Linked DNA regions of Homo sapiens: region 1 is linked to region 2. The links are chromatin loops, found by intact Hi-C in ENCODE. Cell type or tissue: transverse colon. All regions are shown on one strand.

Region 1 (2,500 bases), 330 kb before region 2:
CCGGCTCCATACCCTGACTTCAGAAAAAGGTAAGTGACACAGGGCTGCCCAATGGGAGTGCTATGTCCTCTGAGCAAATCAGAGACAATGAGCGTCAGCCCAGGACTTGAGAAAGAAAAGCTCTGTTTCCACTGGGCTATGAAGCTGAACTGAGAGAATAGACTCAGAAAGAAGTCAAAAGAGAGAAACACAGAGTTGAGAGATTTCTGAGGAAATGGTTTGAACACCTCCAGCCAGTCATTTCATATGCCAATATGGGGAAGTTTTGTCATGTGTTGACTTGGCTAAGCTACACTCTGTCACTCAGAATCCCCTTTGCTATAAATGTCTGATTAGAGTGGAACGCAAAAGACATTTTGCATGGGATTCAGAAGGTGGAGGTGAAGGCAACCACATTGTTTTTATGTCTGAAAGGGCTGGGCAGGGGCACCAGGTTCTGCTGCAGTGCATGTGCTTTGTCAGTTATCTACTGACTTTCCTTTGTTGTTGTGAGTCAACAGCCAGATTTACATCTACTCCACCTTCCCTCAGATTCTCTTACACTTTCACCGGCTCCTGGGCCAAGTGCATGTTTAGCTTGCACTTGGAAAGCATGACACTTGGAAAGATGACAAAGGGTGCCATCTTTCCTTCTGCAGGAAGGAGTTGACGTGGTCTGCAGATGATAAGACACAGACCAGGTTCCAGTCCATCCTCAGAGGTCAGATATATATATATATATATATATATATATATATATATATATATATCCCACTTTCCTGCTAGACAGCTAGCTCTGAAGTCTTCATGCTCCAGCATCAGAAATGAAGACAACAGCTATATGAAAACTCATGAACTAACCAGCTTTCAAAATTGCATAGATCTAATTCTTGTAATAAATCTCTTAGTGTGTGTGTGTGTGTGTGTGTGTGTGCGCGCGCACAGACACCTTTGATCGATTGAGCCGTTCTCTGATTGGACCCCAGCTGATACAGAATATTATCAAGTATCTTTTTCATTACATAGTTAATGTTTAAGTCAGTATGGTTTAAGTTTAAATTTAAGCCAGATGGAATTTGGTTTCTGTCACTTGCCACTAAAAAATGATTAATATGCAGGATTACCCTATTTTGACTAAGCAACTTGATATCCTGAGGGCAAGATCTGTCCTTCGCTTCTCCTTAAATCCCCAGCATGCAGCAAAATGTCAGATACATAGTAGGCACTCGACAGGCACATGTTGAATGAACTAACTAAAGGCCACAGAATAAAAATATTCTCTAGGGGACCCAGAGTTGAAGCCTCACACAATGTGAATCGTGTGGAAGATGAAATGCGAGATGAGAGGAACCCCATGCCTCTGCAGAAAGCCATGAAGATCCTGGGTCTGAGAAGCAGCTGGGCCTCCCACCTGGCCGCCTGGAGGAAGGCGCAGCACAGGCCTGACATCTCATGTTCACCACAAGCACAACAGGTGTCCTGGGGCCAGCCAGCCCTCGCACGGAAGCGAACTTCCTGTCACTGCCGACAGGGATTCACTAGATGTACATAACAGAAGTGGCGCAGGAAGGCATTTTTTCAATAGAAAATTTGAAAGCATATCAGATTCCTAGAAAAGGAAGCTTCTGAGAAGGTGATTTCACAGTAAGAAACCCCATGAATCATTAAAAGGATTTATATCTGAGATAAAACATAAATGTGAATCATTCTTTGTGCTTGTCTAGAACATTTTAAGAGAGCCTAAGGAAGTAAGTGGTTCATGGGAACCACAAAGACAAAAATTTCTCAACAGAAACCTTCCAAATGGTTTGACTGATATTCAGCATAAGTGAATCAGGCAATGAGCCAATTTATTTCCAAGAAGAAGCCTTCACAGAGAAAAAGATGTGACAATCACCTTGAATATTGAATCAAAATGGCAGAGGGCAGGCTAATCATGACCCCCAAAGATATCCAAGATCTAATCCTGGAACCTGTGAATATTACCTTATATAGAGAAAGCACATTTGAAGATGTGATTAAATTAAGGCTGTTGAGATGGGAAGAGTGTCCTGGATTATCCAAGTGGACCCTAAATGCAACCACAAGTGTACTCGTAAGAAGGAAAAAGAGGTAGATTTGACCATGGAGGAGATGGTGATGTGAAGAAGAAGTCAAGAGAGATTTGAAGATTCTGGCCTTGACAATGAAGTAAGGGGCCATGAGCCAAGAAATGCTATTCTAGAAGGTAGAAAAAATGTAAGAAAAGGGATTCTTCCTAGAGCCTCTGCTGGTGGTGGGATGGATGGGGGTGCATGGTCCTGCCAACACCTTCATTTTACCCTCTTAAAACCTATGTTGTACTTATACCCTCCCACCCCCGAGAACTGTAAGAGAACAAAGTGTGCTGTTCTAAGTCATCATGTTTGTGATGATTGGCAAAAGCAACCATGGGAACCTCATATTACGGACCAGACCCCAGAGCCACAGCTTGCTGGATGTAGAAAAGAGGAAACAGTGCTGAACATGGGCCTACTGGAAA
Region 2 (2,500 bases):
CACAAGGCTTTGTTTCCAAGTGATGTATAATAATATGTGCTAAAACACGAATCTCAATTTCCAGATGCATATTTTACCAAAACACCTATTGCACTAAGGAAAATATGACAAATTCTTTTTTTTGTTTGTTTTTTTCCTTTTTCCCTTTGCTTTTTATTGCTCAGGAAACTATGATTGATTGAGTTTATGAACACATGAACAGGCAAGCACGTACACTTAAAAGATGAAACAAAGAAAAAAGTTGATCCATGTCATTCCATGAGAAAGGCTGCCCGCAGCACTCCAGCTCAAACACAGTGTCCCCTCAAGCTCTCTATCCCCCTCCCCACTCCCTCACCTTCCCTCTGATTCAGGGAAATCAGATTGGGAGGTTAGTGCATCATTGACAGAGAATGCCCTCCTTCCACGCTCTGTAAGTCTCCCCCAGAAGCGGGGAAGGCAGTTCCCTTCAGTAGCGCACTTAGGGTTGATTAGTGTTGGTTCCACAAGTTAAGGCACTTCAGGCTGCTTTAGTGGCAGCGTGGTTCCTCCCCTCCTTTTTTAAGGCATGTGTCCTCTAAGAGTAGTAAAGCTTTGGAAACTGTGCAGACTGTTAAAGTTGACAGCTTAATACAGGATCATTGAAGTCAGCAGGCAAAAGGATCCTCGGAGACACCTCCCTCAGACCAGAAGCTTCCAGAAGGCCTGGGCAGCTCTGTGTTTCGGCTGGGCATGGCACACTGGAGCCCCCCGAGGCCAGAGGGTGGTGCGTTCAGGTAGCAAAGACAGGTGGGCTCCGTCCCGCCTTCACCTGCAGCTGCCCTGGCTGCTGGTGGAGAAAATATGACAAATTCTAATTTTTCTGCACATTAATGTGCTGTGGTATAGGTCTAAGGGAGGGGGCGCAGATGGTGGTGATGGAAGTGGAAACAAAAAAATCAATGAAAGAGACTCTTGATAAAACAAGCGTCATATATCTAAAAATAAAATAATAACAAATGGTTATCCTAGCGTATACATCCAGATGACATTTGGAAATTTGCATAGAAGTAACAGAAGGGCTAAATGAAGCCTTCTGGAAAAGTCATAGTCTTTCAAACTTTATGTACTCTTGGATTCTAGAAACTCACTTCAGTTATTTAAGTGAAATGACCAGAATTAGTGTCATCTCCATACATTGAGCAGGAAGTTAACTTTGAGGAACTATACATGAGCACTTGTCCCTGAGGTTGTAGTATCTTTATGTCCTTTCCACGCCCTCGCCACAAAAAGCCCCAGCAAGAACAATCAATGTTTTCCTGCTTAACCCGTATTTTTATCTGAATGTACATTCTCCCTCCTCCCTCTTCCCTCTAGGCATTTGCTAGGCCCTTAGGAGGTCAGGCAACTTGCACTGTGGCACATGAAGAATATTCACATACTTCATATCCTGCAGGAGAAAGGAGACAGCACAAGAAATTCTGTTGTCACTAATTGAAAGTAGTTTATCACTTTATCTTTAGAAGGTCTAATGCCAAAACTTCAAGGAGATAATAAATAGTCCAGTCTGGGTTTGAGCCTGGAGTTTGGATGTCTAAGATGACTCCGAGCGGATGTGGATTTACGTGTTAGTACCTGAAAGTGGGCACAGCCCCCACCTTGGAATGAATGTACACTTCCAAAGGACTCGTTCCCACAGGGTGGTGGAAGGAACAACAGAGACAGCTATGTGCCCACATGCTCAGCCATCTGCCATTCCAACCACATGTCTCTCCCCCCGTTTCCTGCAAATGATTCATCTATTCTTTTTCTCCTTCTTCAAAGATAACTCTGTAAGCACTTAAGGAGGGGAAAGTCATTAAGAAAAGTGGAATCTGGAGTTATTAGGATGAGATAGAGCAGATTAAACAGTCTGGAATTTCACAAAGCAAACAGCACAGGGTGCGGACCCTGGGCCCGTCTCTCTCCTGCTGGTGCATCATTTCACAGGTTATCATCCTTCATGAACAGGTCAACAAAAATGGCCACAGGTAAACATGAGCATATGAGTTGCTAAAGAGAAAGAAAGACAGAGAACAGCAGAAGTCAGGAGGATTCTGGATTTTCCAACTGGAGCCTCTGTGCATCTTATCCAGCATCACAGACAGTGTCTGTCGCTAAGTGATGCCAAAGGTTTTACACCAATGAATGGGATCTTTGTGACGTTTTCCCAATAACAGACCAAAAAGCTGCCACTAAAATCATGCTTTTAAAGGAGATCCTGAACAATAGCCAGTGAAGGTGATTATGGCCATGTCCCCATGTCCATGAGGAGGTGCTTGGTGGGTATTTGTTGAATTGCATCAAACTGGAGTTGGATGGGACTCAGTTCAAATCCTGACTCTGCTTCCAGCTTCTGGTACATTAGGCAAGTTGCTAAACCTCTGGGCTTAGGGGATAAAGACACTACCTCACAGGGTGGAGTGAGGAGTAGAAGATAATATACGTGAAGTACTTCATGTGGTCTTTGGAAAGAGGTAGATAGATAGGCAAATATCAGGTG

Evidence for each region. A loop is a pair of places that touch in the nucleus more often than their neighbours do. Peaks named below come from ENCODE experiments on the same cell type or tissue, not always from the same donor. Only the 100,000 strongest peaks of a DNase experiment are listed, where the experiment ranks them.
Region 1: it touches region 2 in a loop (3-fold over the local background); 6 of 110 quality-filtered maps call a loop at or near these places.

What each region holds. Positions count from the first base shown.
Region 1 is chr12:89,038,868-89,041,367 of GRCh38, forward strand. No RefSeq gene overlaps it. Among named protein-coding and RNA genes, the nearest start is that of LINC02458, 20 kb to the left of the region's middle. RefSeq lists an enhancer at 207-276. In transverse colon, no CTCF peak of the experiment used is centred here; a DNase peak (open chromatin) is centred at 1,444.
Region 2 is chr12:89,369,297-89,371,796 of GRCh38, forward strand. All of the region lies in intron 9 of POC1B-DUSP6 (POC1B-DUSP6 readthrough), which reads right to left. Among named protein-coding and RNA genes, the nearest start is that of DUSP6, 18 kb to the left of the region's middle. In transverse colon, no CTCF peak of the experiment used is centred here; a DNase peak (open chromatin) is centred at 1,265; H3K27ac peaks cover 2,105 bases.